Regions from separate parts of the Homo sapiens genome. Here region 1 is linked to region 2. Evidence: chromatin loops called from intact Hi-C (ENCODE). Cell type or tissue: heart right ventricle. All regions are shown on one strand. Links, peaks and the distances in the headings refer to the core of each region. The heading gives the core; the rest is flanking DNA. Region 1 overlaps COL15A1 (collagen type XV alpha 1 chain). Region 2 overlaps GALNT12 (polypeptide N-acetylgalactosaminyltransferase 12).

Region 1 (12,661 bases), core at 1,626-9,625, 170 kb before region 2:
AACAAATAAGCAAACAAAAAAATTAGCCGGGTAGTAGCGGCACATGTCTGTCTGTAATCCCAGCTACTCTGCAGGCTGAGGCAGGAGAATCGCTTGAGCCTAAGAGGCGGAGGTTGCAGTAAGCCGAGATCACGCCACTGCACTCTAGTCTGGGCAAGAGAGTGAGGCCCTGTCTCAAGAAAACAAAAACAGAAACAAAAAAACTGATCCTAGAGATATCCCAAGGTGGGTGCCTTCTTGACAATCTTGTGCTTTTAGACTCTGCTCAGGAATCGGGGCATTCATCTGAGTTCATTGCAGATCCCTAACGTGGGGACTTAGCAGGAATGTCTTCATCAGACATCAACCATGTCTCCGTTTCTCTCTCTCATTCTATCTCTAACTCTCTCTGTGTCTGTCTCTCTCTCTCTCTCTTCCTTCTCAGAGCTTTAAAAAATCTATCATAAAAATTGTAAGCCACCATAGTAGAAAATGTATTAAACCACAATGTATTAAAAACCTAACAACCTTCCACAGTTCCACCACTTTGAGGCAACAGCTGCCAACATTTACAGAGGGTATTTCCTTCTAGTGTTTTTGCATGTGTGTATTTTTAAATAGTTAACCACACAATATACTAGGTTTACAACCAGCTTCTTTCACTTAACATTATATGCTAAGCATTTCCCCCATCATTAAATATTTCTAACAGGTATAATTTTATTAGCTACATAATGTTCCATTGTTTGAATATACTTTAATTCAATTAATCTTCTATTGTTGGCTAATTAAATTATGCCCAATTTTTCTCTATTATGGACAACACTGAGATTAGCATCCTTGTAAACAAAGCCTTTTTTTAAAAAGCGGCAACAACAAAGGCTATCAGACTATCTCCACTAGAATCAATTCCTAGAAGAGAAGTTTCTGGTCAGCAATATGCGCTCTTATGATTGTTAATATATGTGGACAAAGAGCTTCCCAGGAGCAGTAACCCTCACACTCCCATGAGCACAGCCAGCCTTACCAGACTGACTTCTCAAAGCTGAAAACATCAAGGGTCTAAGGAAGAAACTGACCCAGTTTCTTCAACAGATTAATGGCAAAAGGGAAAAAGAAGGCGGGAGACAATTAGAGATTAAGAGACACTTAAGAGACGTATCAACCAAATGCAATGTGTAGACCTTGTTTGGATTCAGAGTCAAACAAACTGGAAAGAGGTATTTTAAAACAAAATAGCCAGGGCATTAGATAATACGAAGGAACCCCTGCTCATTTTGTTAGATGCATCGTGATACTATGGCTATGACCAAAACAAAGGTACCAGATCACTCTATCAGCCATACACATTGAATTATTTACCAGTTAAATAAATGATAGGATGTTTGGGGTTGATTTTTGAATACTCCAGTATTCCCCTTCTCTCCAAAAAAGATGGTGGTAGGAGGTGGAACAGATGAAGCAAGATTGTCAGTGTTGATAATTATCCAAACTGAACGATGGGTATGTGGGGGTTAATTATACTATTCTAAGCTCCTTTGTCTAAGCTCCTTTGTGACATTTTTAGGTTTTCAATAATAAAACGTTAAAAAGAGAAAGAAACAGGAGAACCGGCTCTATCTGTGCCCGATGTGGCATCACTAGGGAGATTTGAACTTGGTGCTTTGTGTATACCTTGGGGTGAGGTGCAGAAGAGCAGGGGGACATTGTTTGGGAAGTCACAGTGCATGAGCGGGTCAATCCAGAGCTGGCTGCCCACTAGATGCCCTGCAAGCCCAAAGCCCCAGCCCCAGTGTCTCAGTTACTTGGTCTAGCACTGGACTCAGACACCTGCATTGTTTTAAGCTTCCCAGCCATCTCTAATGCGTGACCAGAGTTAAAAACCAGAGTTGTTCTTCACCTTTTTTCCTTTTATAGATGATGACAAGGAGGCCCAGGGCCTACAACAAGTCAGCAGCATCTCTGGAAGCAGAACCTCGAACTCCTGGCCCCCAGTCCAGGATCTTCCCACCACACCACACTCTCATGGATGAGGACTTCAGCTGGGTGAAGCTCAAGAGCTCCAGCTTTGCAGGCCAGCATGCAGGTTCAAATCCCAGCTCTACCTCTCAGAGGCAGGCAACAGTGGCAGGTGACTTTACCTCTCCACATCTTATCTCCCATTCACCTTATACTGAAGAGGAATGTGGTGAAGAGAATCAGGTAAACTTGGAGCACAGAGTGATTAATCAATGTCAGTTCAGATGGCTTACTTCCTGCCGCTTGATTGTGAATTTGTTGCGGACAGGAGTGAGGTCACATTCATCTCTATCTACAAGTGTCCTGACTGAGGGCCCAGAGCCGCTATGTGTCCAGTCAATGAGTGAATCAACGAATGAATGCAAGACAACTCTAAAGAGACAGGAAGCAGCGTGATAACCGCTATAGGAGGCCCCGGAGCAAGGGGCATTCAGGACCTCAGGGGGCTGTCCTGATCTCCCGTCCCACAGCCCCTCCCCTCACAGGTCAGTCCTGCCGCACCGTGGCCAATGGGCCACATGACTGTAGCTTGAGTGGTGGCTTTCAAAGTGTGCATGACCAAGTGGTGTTTGGGGAACTGATGAGCCAATGCTGATCACCAAGGAGATATTTTCCTTTAAAAATGTGTTCACATTGGAAGAGCAGTCCCTCTTCACACAAGCCCAAGCTGAGGGCCAGGTCTGGGTTTCCTATTTCTAAGAGACACAGTTATAGTCCTTAAGTGGTGACAACCCTAGGTGTGGGTACAGAGCTTTGTAAACGTTCTCCAACCTGCATTCATTCTCTGACTTGGCCTTGCAGCCACTCATTTTCACAGATGAGGAAACGGAGGGCCAAAGAAATCAACGGATTTGCTTAAGGTCACACAGTTGTAGCCAAGAGTCATAAAAACTCATGTTGGCAGGGACTTGGAGGTCACCCCCAACACACACACAGCACTGATGCTCTCATCCCCTCTACAGACCCGCCACGTCTTACTGTCAACTTTGTCCCCAGAAGAACACTGACTGTTAGATCTCATTTCAATCCAAAGATCAGTTTGGGACACAAAGCTAGGTCCCCTTGACTTTAATCTCTTGCTTTTTCTCTATGATCTGGAGTTTCCTCAAGCTTTCCTCAGGTTAAAGCTCCTCAAATGCCCAAATTTGCAAACCAACATGAAAACCTACCTCTGAGAAAGCTGGGGGCCAGCCCTTCCCACAACTCTGGCCTTTCTTTCTCTCCCCTGTAAGGTCTGCCAAGTCAAATCTTACAGCTCTATGCCACTTACTGGAGTGATCCATCTTTCAGGAGCCACTGTGGGCAGGGGCAGCGGTGGCCCATCAGGGGGAGGGCTGCCGGACTCTTCACCCCCAGCTGTGATGAGGGGCTCCTCTGTTGTGGCTGCTGCCAAGTCTTCTTCATCACCAGGACCCTGAAAACAAAACCAGCATTAAGGCACCACCTCACCTCGCTCATGAGGCTGCCAGGGAGTTGTAACAGTCGTTTCTGTGGTGCCAGCCCAGTTTCAAAGCACGTTCTTACCTACGATCATCGTTACCCCCAGCACACCCCTTCTGAAATATGCATCTCTTCTAAGCCTCAGTGCCAACTGTGGACCACTTGTCTCTGAGTAAATTCTTGGGCAAGGCTAGGAGGGAGCAGGGCTGTGGCCTCTGCTACACTCCAGCATTGTGTCCTGCCTCCCTCCAGCAGCTGCCCACCCAGACATGTGCTCATAACCAAGCTACAGGTGCCCCTGCCAAGGCCAAGGATGACTGTTGTCGCATGATGCAGACCTGTCTCTCCCCTGTGAGCCAGAGAGGACACAAGATGACACTTACAGAAGTGACTGCCCGCTCAGGGGCCATGGTGGCTGTGAGGGGAGCCAGGCCATCTGTGGGGACCCCACTGGCTTCCTCATCCTCAAAAGTACTGAGGGACACTTCGGTTGCAGCTGCAGCTGTTGTTAAACTGTCTTCACTGCTTGGACCCTGAAATGAAATTGGCATGAGGAGCTGTGCCCCTTCGCCCATGCCCCTGGTTCAGTGGGTGTGAGGCTGGGGGGTGGAAAGCGCTAAAGCCTCAGATAACTGGAGGCTCCATGATTCCCTTTCCTTTGCTCCTCCAGGACCACACCTTCGCCTGGAGCTCCAGCATTAGAACGTACCTTTCAGGGCATCCTCCCACCCACCCCAGAGTCCCTTCTAGCACATCTCTGCTAAGCACTTCTCTGGCCTTAGCTTTGTGAAAGGAAAATAAATCTCAGGATCCCCAAATCAATAAGCCAAAGGGAAAAAAAAATCAAGCTGGGAACTACTTAGGGCAAATCTGTCTCCCATTCTAGCCCTTAAAAAGATAGCTACTAAGATAAAAAAAAGCTACATACTTCCCTAATAATTTGTCCATAAGGAAATTCCTTGCAGACAAAGGACAGATGGAACTCAAAGTCACCCCTCTGCTCACGGAGATAAATGCATATCTGATTGCTTCCTTTGGAAAGGCTAATCAGAAACTCAAAAGAATGCAATCATTTGTCTTTTATCTACCTATGACATGGAAGCCCCCTCCCCACTTTGAGTTGTCCTGCATTTCTGGACAGCACAAATGTACACCTTATATATACTGATTGATGTCTCATGTCTCCCTAAAATGCATAAAACCAAGCTGTGCTCCAACCACCTTGGGCACATGTTGTCAGGATCTCCTGAGGCTGTGTCACGGGCATGTCTTTGACCTTTGCAAAATAAACTACCTAACTTTCCTGAGACCTGTCTCAGATATTTGGGGTTCACATTTTGGCAACCAAGAAGGGATTCTGAGTGGAGGTGCCACTGACCTTTGACAAATCTCATATCGGTGCTTGATACCAGCTTGAGCTTTCTTTATGGTTCAAACCAATAGGACAATTTGCTGAGGCCTAGGAGCCTCCCCTCCAGAGAATCCCTGATCTCCCAAAATTTGGTCAAGTTCTAAAGTTTATTTTGCTGTACAATTCTTTTTTTGCAGTCTTACTTGCTTCCAACAAGGAATGCAAGTTTTCCTGCTTCTAGGATGATGGAAGGCACCTAACTCCTTTCTGGAGTTTGAGCTCATTTCTAACAGGGAAGGCAAGTTTAAATTCTTTCCTGCTTCTAGGATGGTAGAGAGCAATCTTCTGCCTAAGACCTATCTCTAGTAAGTAGCTGAATTGGGGTTTTGTCTTAGCTGAAGTTAAGATTAACAACCAGCTGTTCCTAATTTCTCCTTACTATTAAAGTGCTCAGTAATCATGTTGTTAGGGTTTTTTTGGTTGTTGTTCTGATCTTTCTCCCATCAGATTTGACCAGCTCTACCTGACTTGGTCAAATCTGAATGAGAATTCTAAATTATGGGTAACAAGACCTCTCTGAATTGGCTAAAATTTCTCACAGCTGCAAGAGAGGGGAAAAAAAAACACAACATGCACGTTTGCTATCCTTGCTTCCTGTCTTAAAAACTTTTTTTCTTTCGTTTACTTTTCTTCCGCCCTATACCTCCTTCCCCCTTCACTATCTTTAGTACCAATAAAAACCTAGAGGAGGCTTCCAATGACTCAAACCCCTTAAAGTATTCAGAACAAAGGCACCACCCGCCCCTTTTTGGGGTGTTCCATTTTCTTTGTGGAGTTTCAAGAGTCATGAGCAGATTCTTCTTAGGTCTGAAGCTCTGCTCTCCTGTATTGTAAGACCTGACCTCTTTGGCTTTTGGGGGTACCAGAGATTACCTTATACCGGGAGAGGATTTGACCTTAGTGTGTATAATGGTGGATGAGAGTACAAAGTTAGAGGTGGCTGAGGACAATTTACAGGAAGTGGTCTTAGCTGTTTTTTTTTTTTTTTCTCCTAGGAAGTTATTGTTTAGGACCCTAATTCTAGTTCAGAGGTACATTCTAAAGGGTGTCTTCTCCATTGCCTTTCCTCCTGAAATTAATCTCAATTGGCTAGTGTGAGCATTTTGCATGAGGAATTGAACTATTGTTTTCACAGATAAATGGGAGAATGAGTTTCCTCAGCTTCAAAGAGAAAGGGCATTTTGCACCTCCCAGCTGAAAGGTGCCCCTGGGTGACTGGAGGGCAAGTGGGAGTGTCTTGGGGGGTTGACCCCCCCATGACATGCAGCAACCCTACAGGGAACCCCCAACAAAATTAGTTTAAAAAGCCTCATTCAGGAAGTGCATATAGGAGCTGGTCACCCTGCATTTTGATTTTGAGCCTCTTGGAGGTGCTAGAACTACACAGAGAGAAACTGAGACACGTAAGAGGGTGGAAATGGCTCAGTGGTGACACACTGTAGAGTCTCACCCGCAACCAGCACACTTTGACACACTCCACTAAAATGCTAGGCCACAGCTCAGTTCGTCCCTTAAAATAAAAAATAAATAAATAAAAAAGGCCGGGCACGGTGGTTCATGCCTGTAGTCTCAGCACTTTGGGAGGGATCATGAAGTCAGGAGTTCGAGACCAGCCTGGCCAACATGGTGAAAACCTGTCTCTACTAAAAATACAAAAAAACTAGCTGGGCATGGTGGCACGCACCTGTAGTCCCAGCTACTCAAGACGCTGAGGCAGGAGAATCACTTGAACCCAGGAGGTGGAGGTTGCAGTGAGCCGAGATTGTACCATTGCACTCCAGCCTGGGCAATAGAGGGAGACTCCGTCTCAAAAAAAAAAAAAAAAAAAAAAAAAAGGGTGGGAAACAAATAATCTAAGAATAAGGAAAAACAAGGAGAATGACCCTCTTTCAGGCACTCTGTTGGTTTTATGGTGCCTCTTCTTGCAAGTATTTTTGTAAAATGAACATATATGGTATTTTCATGCACAATTACAGCAAGAAAAATTCAGAGCCCAAAAGTCGATCTGCAACTATAAAGTTCCTAAGTTCTCTATCTCTCTGCTTTCTTCTCTGCCTCTGCCTGCTTTAAGTCTGCTGTTACATTTCTCCTGAGATAAAATCCACTGTTTGCATCCAGACATTTATTTTTGTTATTGTTTCTGCAGGACAATGTGTTTGTATTAATATTTCATGGCTAGAGTTCTGAAGTAAAAGCTATAGGATTTTTGGTTGTATGAGTATGTATGTGTGTGTTTATGTGTACATACACATTTTGTTGTGTTTTTCGCTACAAGGTATGACAATGGCTTAAAGAGTACTCATAAATTAAATGATAAACCCAAATGCTTTTCAAGTTCACACGACTTAAGTCTTTAATAAGCTAGTTTTAAAATTACTGGTAAAGCAATATTAGAAATGTCTTAAGAATTGCCAGCATACATTTTTGTTTGCATTTATTGATCAAGCAATTTCATACTTATCCCTGCCAAATACTATAAGGTGTCAAAATTTGGCACAAGGGTTACAAAACTATAAACTCAGCCCAAAACAGGATAACCTTTGCTTGTGTACTGTCTGATAAATAAGACAAGAACATTAGTTTAATGAAAATAGCTAAATCTTGATTTAGTAAAATAACCATATATTTAATCTTAAGGTTCTACTTAGATAAACACCTGAAATTCACAGGCTATAAAATGGTTGGCAGGGAAATAACTTTAAATAATGACTATTGCAGTTTTCATAAATACAGTAATCTAGGTACAGTATTAAAAATAATTAGGTAAATGTAATGGGATAAATACTTATAGACAAATGTGTCATAATTTAGAATCTAAAGTTAAATTAAATAATAGATATTTCATTAGTTGGGTATATTCCAATTAAAAAATATATTGTAAGAAAACATTCTTTCTAAAAAAAAGTGTGTTTTTTAAAAGGTGAATAATTTTTGTCTCATTCAAAGCTTATTTAAAGGTTATGTATAAAACAAAGTGAAGGGAATCAGGAAATGAGAGAGATGTAAAGAAAGTTATAGAAATAAAGAGGTAATTTTGGTAAGAAAGCTTAAAGAAAAATAATTTTATACAAGAAAGAATCTTTTATGGTAAATTTTGTCCTAGAATAAAATGACTTTTTTTTTTTTTTTTTTCAGAAAGAGGGATGCTCAGGAAAACTAGAAAGTCCAAGCATGTCAGAAATGGTCTGTTTACATCATAAGAAGAAGACAGATGAAAAAAAAAGCTTTCATATGAGCAAGTTGTCTACAATTAAAGGGAAATTATTTAAAATGGTCTTTCCAGAGATTGGGTTTTGATTTTTAAAAAACCACTTATACACTAAAGAATTGGTTTGAACTACAAAATTTTCTTAAGGTATTGCTTTACTCTTAATAAATTACAAGGCATTATAATTTTTTTACACAAAGTTCGACTTTTATTGCATCTTGCTCTTTTCTGTTTTCTCTCGCCTTTTAAAAGGCCTGAAATAATAACTAATCTTCAACTCATTTTCAGCTCCTGTAAGATTTTTTTTCCTCTGGTTATAAATGTTGTGGCCTGATGCTAAAAAAATGTTTTATCTTAAAGATCTAAAAGGAGTATTTTCTTCCAATATAATATTCCCCATAGAGAACAGCAGTCGCACTGCAGAAGGTCTTTTCTTTTGCCTTTGGGTAACTGGCCTAATAAACAGATCTTACACTTTATCTAAATAATTCCTATGTCATTATTACTAAGTTTTCGTTTGCTTAGAAAAGATGCAGATTAACAAAAAGAATATTTTTTTTAATTAAGGTTATTACGTCCATATAACTTTCTGTGAAGGGAGCCGAAGGCCCATGGGACGTGACCAACTCAGCATTCCACTGGAGGCTATATGATCGAACAGCAAACTGTTTATCATGAATGCAGGATGTGAGCAAACTCACAAGTGTTCCCGCCGACAGAAGGTTTGCTGGAGGCAATCACTCCCGGGTGCCGAGGTTATCTACTGCAACATCTAGAGCCTGTTGTTTGAGGAATGCAGTCTTGCAAGCCTACTCTGGACTAAGCAGCTGACCCCTTCTTCCACTCCCCTTCTCACTGTCTCTTTTGCCTAATAAATATGGAGGGCTGTGTAAAGCTCAGGGCCCTTGTCCACAAGAGGCAAGTTTCCCCTGACCCCTTCTTCCAAATATACTCTTTTGTCTCTTGTCTTTTATTCCCACATTTGCCCCCATTTGTTCAGTCCACCAGGGATCATGGCAGGTTACATAGTGGTGCCCAGAACAGTGACAGAATCAGGTGCTCTACATTTCTGTATGTGCTTTTAAAGTACTTGTGCCATTAAGTTACAGGGCTTTGATTCCTGGGTCTAAGAAGGACACCAAGTCCTGCTAAATCTTAAACACTGACAGCAGTTAAAGCCTCACCTACAGATCCTGTAGAAGATGTCAACCAAAATAAACTGCGTTCGTGAGACATAGCGCCAAAAATTAAAGCTATTCAACTCCTCAAGGTCCAAAGACTACTGCAGAAGAGGTGGGCACATGAGATTATAAGGGCAGATTTTGAGAGATAAAATAAGTTTAGTTTCTCTATAAATTAACCATTAATGTCAAAGGCATGCTGATGCAAGACCAGCATATTGGCCCCTGTGTCAGATTAACAAGGTTTTCTTGGAGCATTAACCCACTCCTTAATAAAGGTTATAAAGGTTATAAAAAGGCTTATGGAAATTATATCTTATGGTCAAGATGATTAAAATTTTATAGATTGTTTAAAAATTTTTGAAAAACAAATTTAATTGGCCTCCTGTTGTTTTTATTAGGGCTAATTGTTTGAGAAATCAATCTCTTCAATCAAAGAATAAATATTTTTGCCTTTTTTTTTAACTCTTTGAGGTATCACTTTGGCTAAATGAATGACTTATTTTACAATGACCTGTGATCCTATTTTGTGATATCAAGTGTTTTATACTTTTTATATTTGACAAAATTTCCAAAGTCAAATTCTAACTTAGGTCCCATTAATTTTTTGATTTTCAGAACCAAGAAAGCTTTTCTTCTGAGCTATTATTCCCCTGAAGTCCAAAAGAGACATATTTGGCTTATTCGATATAATAAAATCATACAGGAAGTATTTTCAAATATGAAACAGTGTTTAACCTTCTTTGGATTATATTTACATAAATGTGTTATTAGTATGTGCTCAGAGTTGTATGAAATTCCTGTGATTCTGATATGTTTTAGCATATTTTATCAGTAGTAATTATTATGTAAAATTGCTGTATGCCACAGAAGTAACCAAGTTTCCTTGTCAATTGTGTCTTTAACTATGACTGTTTCAACACTTTTGTCATCCACAGTTGTTTTGCTTTTATCCCTTTCAAAAGGTGGTTTTATAATCGGCATAGGACTCTGATAGGTGCTCTTCAATGCAAGTTTTGAAGATTGTAATGTTAGAATAGAGAAAAAACTTCCAAGGCTCCCATGAAGAGCTGAAATGTTCATGAATAACATGCAGAACAGGAGTTAACTGTGGACTTTTAGAAGACTGAAAATCCTTTTATAACTTTTTGCTTAAAACATTGCTGATCCTTTTTTTGTTTGTTTATCGGAGCCAAGAAAACTTTTCTTTTGAGCTATTTACAGCTTTTAACAATTGAGTAGCCAGGCGCAGTGGCTCATGCCTGTAATCCCAGCACTTTGGGAGGCTGAGGCAGGTGGATCATCTGAGGTCAGGAGTTTGAGACCAGCCTGACCAACATGGTGAAACCCCATCTCTGCTAAAAATACAAAAATTAGCCAGGGGTGGTGGCACATGCCTGTAATCCCAGCTACTTGGGAGGCTGAGCCATGAGAATCACTTGAATCCAGGAGGCAGAGGTTGCAGTGAGCCAAGATCATGCCACTGCATTCCAGCCTGGGAGACAAGAGAGAAACTCAGCCTCAAAAAAAAATGAGTAAAATATACTCATATAAACAAAATTTGGAGCATATTTCTACCTGATCTCTCCAAAAATTTGGTAATTAGTTGTGAGTATTCTTAACTTACAATATAGTTATTTGTGTAAGTGTGATAACAATCTGTTTTCTTTTGTAACAGAGCACAGCTGGAGACACTGGTTATTTTACCATGGTTTTGACTGGAATGGCATGCTATCAGATACAGACTCCTTTAAGGAACCAAAGTTGATTTATAGAGCCAATAAAAGCCCTTGGGAAAGCTGGCCTCATACCTTGTCTACACAATCTCTGTACAGGTTCCTGACCTGTGGTAAGTAAAGAATGTCACTTTCTGACAGGTCCAGGAGCCCCAAGTTTTCTTGAGACCTCAAGGTGAGGCCTTCACCCAATTAATACAGGTATTTGCAGGCATGGGCTGTCCTTAAGGCCTTAAAGTCAAATCTGAGATTCTTTATGGAATAAAGCTCCAGCAAAGTCAATTAAAAAAAAAGAGGAGCCTATATGGCAAATAACTATTTTTGCTGACTTTATGCAAATACTCAGGCCAAGTATAATAAGACTAAAACTTAATTTGCAAATGAAATTGTCCTATGATTTTTCTTTAGTGAAAATGGGACTGGAAAGAGAAAACTTATGTTTTAAAATAAACTATAGAACACCTGTTGTTAGATTTTGGTCTTGCCTAATGTTTTTCAATTTTTATTATTTTCTACAGTTTGGACTGAATTCTAAAATTTGTACTGGCTACAAGTCTCCATAATAATGTTTTCAAATTTTTTTCTTCTTCTTCTTTTCCATTTTTTCCCCATTTTTGAAATCACTAAAATTAAGCCATGCTTTCTTAAAGCCCTGCAAACTGAAGCTAGACAACTTAAACTTCAGAGGAAAATAACAGCAACCTATTTACATAATAAGCCACTTTCATACCTGCCTACTGATGTATGGACTTCAGAGTAATATGACCTATATCAATTTTCCAGGATTGTTCTTCTTTTTTTATTTGTTGTTTTTCTCCCTCCCGCTATTTTCTCTTGTAGGGCATGAGACTTCACAGCCTGATAAAAGTGAACTTTCCTAATAACATGGGACCTACCTGTCTAGGAATAAACCCTCCTAGCCATGAGAAATCAACTAAACCTGAAACTAGAGACTCATTTTCTTTAAAATGCTTTATCTGAAAGATTTTAAAAAGGGGGAAATGTGAAAGGAAAATAAATCTCAGGACCCCCAAAATCACTAAGCCAAAGGGAAAAATGAAAATGGAAATTGCTTAGGGCAAAACGGCCTCCCATGCTATTCCTTTAAAAGGTATCTACTAAGATAAGAAAGGTACATACCTCCCTCACAATTTGTCCTTAAGGAAATTCCTTACAGACAAAGGACAGACAGAACTCAAAGTCATCCCTCTGCTCACTGAGATAAATGCATATCTGATTGCTTCCTTTGGAAAGGCTAATCAGAAACTTGAAAGAATGCAAGCGTTTGTCTCTTATCTACCTATGACATGGAAGCCCCCTCCCTACTTTGAGTTGTCCTGCTTTTCTGGACTGAACCAATGTACACCTTACATATATTGATTGATGTCTCATGTCTCCCTAAAATGCACAAAACCAAGCTGTGCCCCAACCACCTTGGGCACATGTTGTCAGGACCTCCTGAGGCTGTGTCACAGGTGCATCCTTAACCCTGGCAAAATAAACTTCCAAAATTGACTGAGACTTGTTTCAAATACTCTTTGCTTTACAGCTGATACACCTCCAGTAACTAGGACCTCACCACCTCTACAGATAGCCCTTCTATCTTCAGACAACCCTGCTGGTCAAATTCTAGTTTCTATTAAGCTAGGACTTGGTAGAACCTGATCCCTGGCTTTCCCACTCTGTC
Region 2 (12,661 bases), core at 1,573-9,572:
CTCATGCCTGTAATCCCAGCACTTTGGGAGGCCGAGGCGGGTGGCGTGTCTGAGGTCAGGAGTTTGAGACCAGCCTGACCAGCATGGTGAAACACCCTCTCTACTAAATACAAAAAATTAGCCAGGCATGGTGGTGCCTGCCTGCAATCCCAGACACTTGGGAGGCTGAGGCAGGAGAATCGCTTGAACCCGGGAGGCAGAGGTTGCAGTGAGCCAAGATTGCACCATTGCACTCCAGCCTGGGCAATAAAAAGGCTTTGGCCCAAAGGTCCCTCTCTCTTGCTCCCCATATGCTGGTTGAATGCATATTCTGGACAGCTCTCACCCTCCTATTGGCCCCGTGAGGCCTCCTTCCCCGGCCTCTCTGATCTGTGAGTAACATGCTTTTCTGTTATTTCATGTGGGGTTTTTTTGTTTTTTTTGTTTTGTTTTGTTGTTTGTTTCTTTGAGACAGAGTTTTGCTTATCACCCAGCCTGGAGTGCAATGGTGCGATCTTCGCTCACTGCAACCTCCACTTCCCAGATTCAAGTGATTCTCCTGCCTCAGCCTCCCCAGTAGCTAGGATTACAGGAGCCCACCACCACACCCAGCTAATTTTTGTATTTTTATTAGAGTTGGGGTTTTGCCATGTTGGTCAGGCTGGTCTTGAACTCCTGATGTCAGGTGATCCACTGGCTCAGCCTCCCAAAGTGCTGGGATTACAGGTGTGAGCCATGCCTAGCCTTATTTCATGTGTTTTGCTGAGTTGCCTCTTCTGTGTCTCACCTGACCAACACACCCAAACCTACCTTCTTCCCCCGTCAGGGCTCTCCTGGAGAGGGGCTGTCTTGGTAGGAATAAACTGAGCAGGTCAGACAAGAGCCACAAAGGCATCTTCCAGTATAAACCAAGTTTTCTGTGAGAGGAACACCCTGTCATGGGTTGGACACCCAGGCATTAGGCTGTCTGCCAGGATGAAGTGTCCCATGAAAGACACACTATAAACATTCATGACCAAATCCCTAGAGCCCTGGCAGGGCAGGGCTAGAGTTTTTACCCATGCTCTTGAGACAGACCTCAAGACCAAATTAGAGGAAACTACAACAGAGTCCTAGAAGGCGAAACAATCTGCCAATCTGCCACAGCTGGGGCTGGCCCCCAGGACTCCAACTCCACACATCAGCCCTGGATTCACACCTGCCAGGGAGGCAGGTGGGGGCAGGTGGGGGCAGGTGGGAACCCACTCGGGTACAGTGAATAGATGTGTGAATTCCCTCACATCCCTATGGGCTTTTTCTCAGGCTCTTCACCCATCGGTGAAGAGAACGTTTTCTCGAGATGTTGTAAATTCCCTCCCAGTCTGTGTAAAGATTTCCCTTGACACCCCCCAAAATATGATTTCTATTTTATATTGACTGTTTTCGAGCCTAAAAATGACCGAATGTAAGCGGATGCAGGAGTTAGAGGGGCGACTTCTCAAGCAAAACTAATTAGCTGCCATGCTCGGCAGACTCTCCAGACATGCAACCTCTGCAGCCTCCCTGCACTCTTGATGGATTTTGTCAGCATTAATTTTATGTCTGCCTGAACTGTCTCCCTGCATCTGGGAGGGCCCAACACCCCTTCATCAAGCTCACACTGATGTGACAGAAACGGTGGGGAGGGGAGACAGGGTAGGACTTCCTAACTCATGGGTTGAGGGGGGGCATTGCGTCTGTTTTCACAAGTTCCCACAGCGGTAGGAAGGGAAGCTTGGCCCACACTGCCTCACATTTATGAGAACTGAGCTGTGTCGAAAGCTATTCCTGCCTGCTAAAGAGCTGTTTAATCCCATAAAGATTTTAAAAAGCTAAACTACTTAATATTTATTTTTGAATAAATATTAAAGTACATTTCTGAAAATAGAAGCTGATATTTAATAAGCCCATACTGTGGGCCAGTGTCAGGGGTGTTCAAACCACAGTAACTCCATCTTGAACAGGGGCTGGGTAAAATGAGGCTGAGACCTGCTGGGCTGCATTCCCAGGAGGTTAGGCATTCTTAGTCACAGGATGAGATAGAAGGTCAGCAGAAGATACACGTCACAAAGAACCCGCTGATAAGACAGGATGCAGTAAAGAAGCCAGCCAAAACCCACCAAAACCAAGATGGGATGAAAGCAACCTCTGGTGGTCCTCACTGCTTATTATACATTAATTATAATGCATTCACCTGCTAAAGACACTCCCCCCAGCACCATGACAGTTTACAAGTGCCATGGCAATGCTAAGAAGTTACTCTATATGGTCTATGAGAAGGAGCCCTCAGTTCTGGGAAGTCCTCGCCCCTTTCTCAGAAAACTCATGAATCATCCACTCCTTGTTTAGCATATAATCAAGAAATAACTACAGAAATAGCCCACCAGTAGTCCTCGGGGGTACTCTGGACCCCCAAGAATGGAATAGCCATTCTTGTTTCTTTACTTCTCTAATAAACTTGCTTTCACTTTACTCTTTGGACTCACCCTGAATTCTTTCTTGTGCGTAATCCAAGATCCAGATCCCTTTCTGGTAACACCAGGGCCTAAGCCCTGACCTGCTATGTGTTATTTAATCCTCACAGCTATCCCATATCTTGGTTTAATTATCCCTGTTTTTCCAATGAAGAAACTGAAGTACAGATAAGTTAAGTTGCATCAGATGGATTCGAGCCAGCCCAAGCCAAGTTGTTTCTGGGTAAATGTTAAACTGGTCCTTGACAGGATCTGAGTGGAGAATGTATGTCAAAAAGAGCCTGAGACACAAATTGATACCTTTTAATCAATTCCACGTGTATCTTCATCGCTCCCATCTGATTGGTCCTGTAAACCAAAAACTATCTGAGACAGGTCTCAATCCATTCAGAGGTTTATTTTGCCAAGGTTAAGGATCATGGCCTGTGACACAACCTCAGGAGGTCCTGAGAATATGTGCCCAAGGTGGTTGGTTACAGCTTGATTTTACACATCTTAGGGAAACAGAAGTTACAGGCAGACATAACTTGGTTTGGCCTGGAAAGGCGGGACATCTTAAAGAAGGGGGCGGGGGGCGGGGCTTCCAGGTCACACGCGAATGCGAAGATTTCCTGATTGGCAATTGGTTGAAAGAGTTAAGCTCTGCCTGAAGAGTCCAAGTCAGCTGAACTAAGTAAGGGGTGGGGTGGGGTGGGGTGGGGTGGGGGGGATGGTGGGTGGAAGCCAAGGTTCTTATGTAGATGAAGCTCCAGGTAGCAGGCTTCAGAGAAAATAGATGTGAAGGTCTCTTATCAGACCTTAAAAAGTGTCAGACTCTCCTGAAAAGACCTAGTTAGGGAAGGAGATTCTCTACAGAATGTAAATTTCCCCCGCAAGAGACAGCTTTGCAGGGCCATTTCAGAATATGTTAAAGAAATATATTTTGTGGCAAAATACTTGGATTTCCTTCAGGGTCATAGGATGTTATACCAGTCAGGTTGGAATTTGGTATGTGTTGCTACAAAGAGTCTGTTTGGTCCATCTTAAGAGATCTGTTTTAACGTGAATGCCAGTCAGTTGTCTTTAAACTCCAAAGGGAGGAGAGGGTAATGAGGCTTGTCTGGATACTGCTCCCTTCTCATCATGGCCTGAACTAGTTTTTCAGTTCTGAACTAGGTTCAGGTTTTTTTGGGATCTTCTTGGCCAAGAGAGGAGTCCATTCAATCAGATGGGGGACCCCAGAATTTTATTTTTTATTTTTTGAGGCAAAGTCTGGCTCTGTCGCCCAGGCTGGAGTAGAGTGGCGCGATCTTGGCTCACTGCAACCTCCGCCTCCTGGGTTCAGGAGACTCTTCTGCCTCAGCCTCCGGAGTAGCTGGGATTACAGGCGCATGCCACCACGTCCAGCTAATTTTTGTATTTTTAATAGAGACGGGGTTTCGCCATGTTGACCAGGCTGGTCTCGAACTCCTGACCTCAAGTGATCTGCCCTCCTTGCCCTCCCAAAGTGCTAGGAGTATAGGCGTGAGCCACCGCACCCGGCCCTAGAATTTTATTTTTGGTTTACAGTACAAAAAGATCTGCAGTCAGTGTTCTCACATCTTTTTAATCATTCATATTGACTTAATCAGGTTGACAAAATCTCAGGGTTGGTCTGGGATCATTCACAAATCAGAATTACTCAGAGAAATTTTCACAGCAGTTGCAGCAGCACAAACTCTAACGCTGATTTAAATTAATAACTGTTATTAATGAACAAACTTGAAAAAGGAATTTCATATAGAACATTACATTTCTCCCTGACACTACCGTATCATAAAAATTAAAAATGATATAAACATGTTTTAAAGTCATAGTGGTAGAACCAGCCACACTACAGTGCGGCATTGTTAGAAGTTCGCTCTCAAGTTGACTCAGCTTAGTAAAGCAAATTGTTCTCTGAGATTTCAGCTTTGGTTAGTCCTCTTTGGCTGACATGAACATTATGGAGTGTTAACTGTGGTAGCAACACATAACCAAAAAGCATTCTTTTTAAAATACATCTAGAAGATCTCAATGACCTGAATAAATCAATACAATGTTCCTAGTGACAGTCTCTCTATACTGGGAAAACTTTAACCCCGCAGCTGAGGTATTATCAGTTAATGCAAAGTACGTTGCTTGAACCTGATTTCCACCCATGCAGATATCTTCGTACCTGGGAATTCTTGTAAATACCAAAATAAAATCTTTATCTTTTTTGCTAATGAGAGTAAAAGGCACGACTGTAAAATATACATCTTGATAGAAAAATATTATAAGGTTTTAATTTTCTAAATACCAAGGGTTAACATCTTACGATTACCCTTTGAAAATAGGGTATTTTGGAACATTTAAAAAGTTCTCAAAATAAGTACAAAGCTTATTCACATTTTTACTAAATCCAACACAACTTTCACAAATGGCAAAATGATTGCCTCTTCAAAGCAATGCAGCCTAGTTTTTGGTGGGTTCTGGTCACTGCTTAGCTAAGTCTTTGTTGGGCAGAGTCCTGGCTCCACAGTCTCCTTCGATGGGCTCCTTGATACACGAGGCTTCATAACATGCGCTCTTTGAAGAACCATTTCTGATGATCCGAGTTGGTGCAGTCTCGTAAGAGTGGAACGAAACTGTCACTCGACTCCTTCCTCGCAGCCTGGACACATTTCTTGGACTGTTCGTGAAATAAAGATCCATCCTACAAAAGATAACAGAATGACAGGCAAGTCATCAGAAAAGTCTCTTTTTCCTAAAGACATGTTTTAAAGAGATCAGGGTCTGATTTTTACCATTTCAGAAATATTTATTGAGGGGTAAGTGTCTTCCGTGTAACGCAGCAACTCAGGACTGTCCCGGGGACACAGCACCAGGCTTGTACAGGCTGCGTCCCGCTTGCCTCTCACAGGACCGATGGTGCCACCTGCTGGCTGCTCTGGGCATGTGTCATACCCTACATCTCCCTATTGCATTTGGCTTCCTTCAGGGAAATCAGGAACAAAGATCCTTTGTTTATCTCTTTCACTCCTCTTAGGTCAACTCATTCCGTGCAGGGTGATCTCTTTCTCTTAGGTATTTAAACAGAGTGTGGAAACTTGGCTGTAGTCCCAGCTCAGCCACAGACCAGATGGATGAGGAAGCCAGTCACTTGGCCTGAGCTACTCACCTGTCACACATCAGAGAATCAGTGGGTTATATGCCTTGTGCCAATTCCCAAACCCCAAAGACGATGGTCTTCTTTAATGACCTCCTGCTTCTCTCCTTTCTGCCAGCCCTTGCTCAATTATCTCAGCAAGTCTCTCTCTCAGGCCTGGTGTTTATCTTTTCCCTCTGCCTCTCTGTTATAAGCTGTATGCAACGAACTTAATCATGGCTGAGCAGCAAACAGGCAGAGTGAATAACAACATCAGTGAAAAACCTTTGTGATGTGCTGTTCACTAAATGGAACTTTTTTCATTCAAAAAAATCCAAACTCATGTTTTGTAGAATCCAAGAAATGACATTTCAGAGGTTTTTAGGCCTACATAAGAAAATACAAGGCTGGGCACAGTAGCTCACGCCTGTAATCGCAGCACTTTGAGAGGCTGAGGCAGGTGGATCACTTGAGGCCAAAGAGCTCAAGACCAGCCTGGCCAACATGGCAAAACTCCATCTCTACTAAAAATACAAAAAATTAGCTGGGCGTGGTGGCGGGCGCCTGTAGTCCCAGCTACTCAGGAGACTGAGACAGGAGAATCGCTTGAACCCAGGAGGCAGAGGTTGCAGTGAGCTGAGATTGCACCCCTGCACTCCAGCCTTGGTGGAGCAAGGCTCCGTCTCAAAAAAAAAAAAAAAAAAAAAAGATCCAGCCCTAAGAACTAAGCTTTCTATTATGGTCTAGTGAATATAAGTGGGGACATTTCCTTCAGAATTCACATATGTTTCTGTTCAATATATATTTGTTTTATATATATATATTTAGGGCATGACTGATGAAATATAATAAATCAAGCTGTATCCTTTTCACATATGAATCAAAGTATTAAGCGTCCTGAAGAAAGGTAAAAAATCCAATTCAGTATCCTTCTTCCCAGCCTCCTGAACAAACTTCCTTTTCCTTAAATGGTCACTGAAATTTAAGATAAAATTTTTGATATGTCAAACTGATTTTATTGTTTCTAGTGTCCACTACCATTCCTTGAGGGCTTACAATGGCTTCTGGTTGGGAGAAAGATGGGAAGAGGAGGACATTCAAGAAGATCAGAGACGTCTGGGGTGTGCAGAAGTATTTTTCCTTCTTATTTTCCTGTATTCAATAGGTAACACCATGGTGTGTGGCTTTTCTGGGCAGCCTGCAAATGTCATTGCTAGTGACAACATTTTTCTGCAGGAAAACATATTCCAGCTTTTAATCATCTTTAGAATAAACCCATTTATAAGCAGTATATTGGGAGTGAAAGCTGCCCAGGGAGATAAAAAACAATGAATTTTTTTCTTTCAAATGATTTTCTTTGGATTTATTCCCTCACATGCTTTTTAGTGAGTCAAAGGATATGATCGATTTACAAGTCCTGATGCAAGCTGACTGCAAGTGTGGTGGGGCCAGCACCCTCAGGTCTGAGGTAACCCTCAGTTTCAAATCAACTGTGACTATCCAGGGAGACTACTCTATCAGAGGTGTTTTCTTGGTTATAATACCACAAGCAACAACTAATCTCTATCGAGCTTTATAGTTTCCAAAGAATATTTCTGGCTATGCATCTAATCCTCAGTAAAGTAAGTCTGCTATTATTGCACCTTTTTTTTTTTTTTTTTTTGAGACGGAGTCTCGCTCTGTCTCCCAGGCTACAGTGCAGTGGCATGATTTCGGCTGACTGCAACCTCCGCCTTCCGGTTCAAGTGATTCTCCTGCTTCAGCCTCCCAAGTAGATGGGACTACAGGGGCATGCCACCACACCTGGCTATTTTTTTTTTTAAGTAGAGATGGGGTTTTGCCATATTGGCCAGGCTGGTCTCGAACTCCTGGCTTCGGATGATCCACCTGCCTTGGCCTCCCAAAGTGCTGGGATTACAGGCGTCAGCCACTGTGCCTGGCCTATTGTACCTATTTTAAAGCTGGGAAAAACAAGGCTTAGAGAGGTGGGGTGGCTTATATCTGGATCTAACACTTTGGCTAACATCCTTACACTTGGGCTATTTGGCTTACTCATTTAAAGCCCTTTCATCTCTGAATGCATTTGTAAGAGCTGTTTCCATGTCGGTGCCTGCAGCTCATGGGGGTGCAAGGGAAATGGAAAAGACTAAAAGGGACTGGACAATGAGGAAGGAAGGCAGTGCTAATGACACCGTGTGCCAGGGGACTCCAATCTCCTGCCATCACCGCCCCCCAGGCTCACTGGGACTGAGGTTCCAGGTCTTCCAGAGCTCCTGTCCATGCATGGCCACATCCCTGATCCTCACCAGGACTATGCCAGAGAGAACGTCTGACTCTCACACTCTCCCTTATAGCCCAGGGACTGTCAGCAGGAAGGAAGGAGAGAGTTCACCTACCTCCTGCAAGATGAACTTCTGATTCTCTGGGGCAGTTTCTTCGCAGAGATGCATGATAAGGGTATCCATTCCTGCTTCCACAGCAATGCAGCCCTCAGGCTGGTGGGTGTTATAGCGTATTTCTTTCTGGGACGTGTACTCGAAAAACTAAAAATGGGGCAGCCAACATGTAACACAACATTTTCCACTGATGTGGGAAGAGGAAAGATCGCTGGACAAGAACCTGGGATCACGAGAGCATGGGTGGGGTCATGCACCTGCGTCACCACCAACACGAGCCTGTGTGATGGGTTCCTCCGCATCCCACAGCCCTCAGTGAACCGCTACTGCAGTGCTTCATGAGCGTGGAGGAAATGGCCCTTCCCATGCCTGCCCAGCTTGCTAGACAGGGAGACAGGGCTGGTGCATGTCACCTCCTGCCTGCAGTGCTGAATGCTGTGTTGGTGTGGGATGGGAGGAAGGGAAATGGACCCATCGCAGCACTAGCTCTTGGGGGCTCTCTGTGACCTTGACTAGCTACTTCCTCTCCTTTTCCTCAGTCTCTCCTCCCAAACCCCCAATATGACAGTTCCTAGAAGATGTAAAGTGCTGTGCACAAGCAGACAATGTGACCGCTAACGGGAAGACTTGGTTCTTCCCGGACAATGGTTTTCCTACCTGAGTGTACTAGGAACTACCTACAGTGACTGTTAAAAATGCTGATTGCTGGCCCCATCCCAGAGACGGAATAAGGATTCCTTATGTGTGAGGTGGGGCCTAGGAAGCTGCATTTTCTGCATCTTTGACAAGACACCCACCCACCCCACCAGCCCCTTTCAAAAATTCTGACACAGGTGGGTGTTCTTAAGGCGCACAGAGCAGGGCTTGTCACACCATTATCTCCTGAAAAGCTGCTTAAAACAAGAGTCTGGGATTCGGTAGTGTTGGGATCAGTCTGAAAATGTGCATTTCCAAGCTCCCAGATGATGCTGATGGTAGCACTCAGGTACCATCAGCTTTGAGGAAGGCTGTTCTAAACAGTGTTGAAAACCTAAATAATTTAAGGTTGCAGGGGTTGGAATTAAGAAAGTTTACTCTTGACCATAAGAAGGCCTCATATTCAAGTGGCATTGGGGTGAATCCAGATTGGAAAAAACAACATCTGAATCTCTATCCCTTTGTTTCCTGGTGTCTGATAACTCCTTGGTACGGTGAAGCTTCAGAGGCCCAGAACCAACACTTCTCTCCATTCCTGCATCCTCCAAGGGTCCTGTCAACTGCTTTCCAGGGCTGGGGGTCCTTTTCTGGTCTTCAGACTCCCCCAGGACTGAATCTCCCCTGCCCAGCCTGAATTACAGCCCTTCACCCAGACAGATACACCTGGCCCCCAGCTGAGGCAATGTCCCTAAACACCACCTTGCAAGGTGGCCCTATGCATTAAACCTGTCATTCCACTTAACAATTAATTCTAAGGAAATCATCTGAAATGCAGATCTGTTACTTTATCCTTCCTTCTGTCTGACCCAAGGTGTTAGAGGCAGGGTTATTTATAATTGCAAAGACAGGGAGGCAGGGAACCAGTTAACGAAACAGTAATACAGGTACAAAATGAAATATCAAGTGGCCACTAGGAATGATATTCTCAAGGGGTATCTAATAACATAAGAAAAGTAGATGAAGGGAATGGAAATAATGGAATATAAAACATACAGACATTATGACAACTATTTACAACACATAATCTCTGTGTGTTATGTGTAAAAAATGATGGGAAGAAAACACATTTTAATTTTAACAGTGGTCTCTCTGAGTCTGGCCACCCTAGGCTTCTACTTTTTATATTTCCCAAATATTACTTTTACAAGAAAAAAATTCAACTATTTAATTTTTTTAACAAAACACACAGCTTTCTCCTCTTTTGAGGCTCATACCTACCTGATTCTGGCCCATCCCATGACAGAGGTACAGAATGACCTGGTGTCCCACAATCTGGTTTTCATCGGGAGGGTTATAGTCAAAGCAGTAGTCTGTTAGTCCTTTGTTCTGGAGCTAAATAAAACATAAATGTGGCATTTCAGTCCAGATTTATAGACACTAACAGATGCCACACAAGGCTTGGGGAGGGTACCTGGCATGAGAGGAGAGCCTGCTTCAAGAGCTAGACGCAAAGGTAAGAGTCTTTTCTGTACAGCACCTTCTAGCTTTAAAAGTGCTTCCTTGTTCTGCAGGCAAGAATCCTTACCCCTATTTTAAGTTGATAAGCCTGAGGACCAGAGAGATAAACTCTTCATGGCCTGAAAGCTCCTCTCTCTTTCTTTCTCATTAGTAGCAGCCTTACTGCTGTGCAAGTCCAAATATACCTGGGTTGATACCTCGAACTAGATTAATTAAGCTAACTAAATCAAGCAGGCGATAGACACAAAGAAAGAATTATTTTAGGCTGGGTTCAGTGGCTCATGCCTGTGATCCCAGCACTTTGGGAGACGGAGGCAGGTGGATCACTTGAGGCCAGGAGTTCTAGACCAGCCTGGCCAACACGGCAAAACCGCATCTCTACTAAAAATACAAAACTTAGCCAGGTGTGGTGGGGTGCACCTGTAGTACCAGCTACTTGGGAGACTGAGGCGGGAGAATCACTTGAACCCAGAAGACGGAGGTTGCAGTGAGCTGAGATCATGCCACTGCACTCCAGCCTGGGCAATAAGGCAAGACTCTGTCCTCCCCACCACCAAAAAAAAAAAAAGAATTAATTTAAATCACTTTAGAGCATGGTATGTTTGAAAATACCACCTATGAAATATATTCTATAAACAAACTGAGCTGCAAAGAAATTATAAACCTCATTCAGTATAATACTCTAAGCTGTAGTACTGTATTAATTATCTTGAAACTATTTTCAATATATTTTAGGATAAAGAAAATAAGTAATTATGTTAATATTGTTTAAAACCAAGATTTTCAGGGTAAGAAAAAAGAAATATGAGTATGCTATCAAAGAAAATTTTTCAAGACTACATTGGATTTTCAGATATTAATATAAGCTCATGATCTGTTTCTCAAAAATACGAATTTCCTTTCTCTGCCCAATGAGAAAAATTTAGAGCTGTGCTATTTCATGTGGCGGCCACTGGCCACTGTGGCTACTGGACACTTGAAATGTAACTAATCCAAATTGAGATATGCTATAAGTATAAAATTCACACCAGATTTCAAGGCTTAGTATGAAAAAAGAATGTAAAATGCCTCAATGAATAAATACTTATATTAATTATATGTTGAAATGATATTATTTGGGATATACTGAGTTAAACATTTCATTAACTTTACTTTTTTTTTAATATGGTTACTAAAAAAATTTAAGTTACAACGGTGGCTCTCATTATATTTCTGTTAAACTGCATGGTCTGGAGGCAATGACAACGCATAGCAACGGGCACCGCCAGCATCCAGACTGACTCCCAATACCGTTACCCAACAAAGGAGCAGGGCTTCTGGGAGGAATGGCAGGAAATGTTTAAAACTCGAATGGGACAACTTGGCCAGAATCAAGGAGGCTATCAACGCCACTGTAAGGTGTCAAAGACCTCAGAAGCCAAAATAAAGGGACTCCCACTGGCCAAAAACAATTTTCATATATTTTTTAAAAAGATGAATTGGGCTGGGCACAGTGGCTCATACCTGTAATCCCAGCACTTTGGGAGGCCTTGGCAGGAGAAATGCTTGAGCTCAGGAGTTCAAGACCAGCCTGGGCAACATAGCGAGACCTTAGTCTTTACTAAAAATAAAAATAAAAAATTAGCCAGGTGTGGTGGTGCTCACCTGTAGTCCCAGCTACTTAAGAAGCTGAGGTGGGAGGATCACTTGAGCCCAGTGATCCAGGCTACAGTGAGCTACAATGGTGCCACTGTGCTCCAGCCTGGGTGACAGAATAGAAGCCTGTCTCAAAAAACAATACAAAGAAGAAAAGATGAATTGATTGAAGCACACCGGCTATTTAAACACCCATTAGTTTACAATGACACTCAAGAAGAGAAAAAGCCAAAAAAAACAATGAGCCACAACAAAAAAAAAAACAACCCAGTAGATACAACTGGAGGAAACTAAAATACCAACTCTTACTCTGAAAATAAGCAAATAAAGAAAAGACTTAAGAATTTGTTATGCCTTGGCCGGGCATGGTGGCTCATGCCTGTAATCCCAATAGTTTGGGAGGCTGAGGCAGGCAGATCACCTGAGGTCAGTAGTTCAAGACCAGCCTGGCCAACATAGTGAAACCCCGTCTCTGCTAAAAATACAAAAAAAAAAAATTAGCCAGGCATGGTGGCAGGTGCCTATAATCCCAGCTACTCGGGAGGCTGAGGCAGGAGAATTGCTTGAACCCATGAGGCAGAGGTTGCAGTGAGCTGAGAGCGCGCCATTGCACTCCAGCCTGGGGGACAAGAGCAAGACTTTTCTCTCAAAAAAAAAAAAAAGAATTTGTCGTGCCTTTTCTGTATGAATTCTAAAACTCACATATACCAAATTGCTTTAGTTAATGAGGGAGTGTTCTTCTTTATGAAAAATTTCAGCTAATAAATGTGGAAGAAATGAAAGAGAAAAATCACCATTTGGCAACTCCATTTGAAATAATGGGCCTAGGCAATGGTTATCAGTGGCTACTAAAAACATGAGACAGAGGCTGATGGGGG

Evidence for each region. Peaks named below come from ENCODE experiments on the same cell type or tissue, not always from the same donor. Only the 100,000 strongest peaks of a DNase experiment are listed, where the experiment ranks them.
Region 1: a loop joins it to region 2, with 7 times the contacts of the local background. A loop is called at or near these places in 26 of 110 quality-filtered maps.

The regions. Positions count from the first base shown.
Region 1 is chr9:99,006,727-99,019,387 of GRCh38, reverse strand. It overlaps COL15A1 (collagen type XV alpha 1 chain), which reads right to left. Exons shown (of 42, transcript NM_001855.5): 10 at 3,822-3,971; 11 at 3,269-3,412. Among named protein-coding and RNA genes, the nearest start is that of COL15A1-AS1, 68 kb to the right of the region's middle. In heart right ventricle, for the core only: a CTCF peak has its summit at 6,206; no DNase peak of the experiment used is centred there.
Region 2 is chr9:98,841,457-98,854,117 of GRCh38, reverse strand. GALNT12 (polypeptide N-acetylgalactosaminyltransferase 12) reads right to left here. Exons shown (of 10, transcript NM_024642.5): 8 at 9,909-10,022; 9 at 7,995-8,141; 10 at 4,037-5,166. The coding sequence ends at 5,026. Among named protein-coding and RNA genes, the nearest start is that of GALNT12, 40 kb to the right of the region's middle. RefSeq lists an enhancer at 5,177-5,471. In heart right ventricle, for the core only: a CTCF peak has its summit at 5,394 (motif pointing left); a DNase peak (open chromatin) is centred at 5,387; H3K4me3 peaks cover 637 bases; H3K27ac peaks cover 1,123 bases; H3K27me3 peaks cover 283 bases.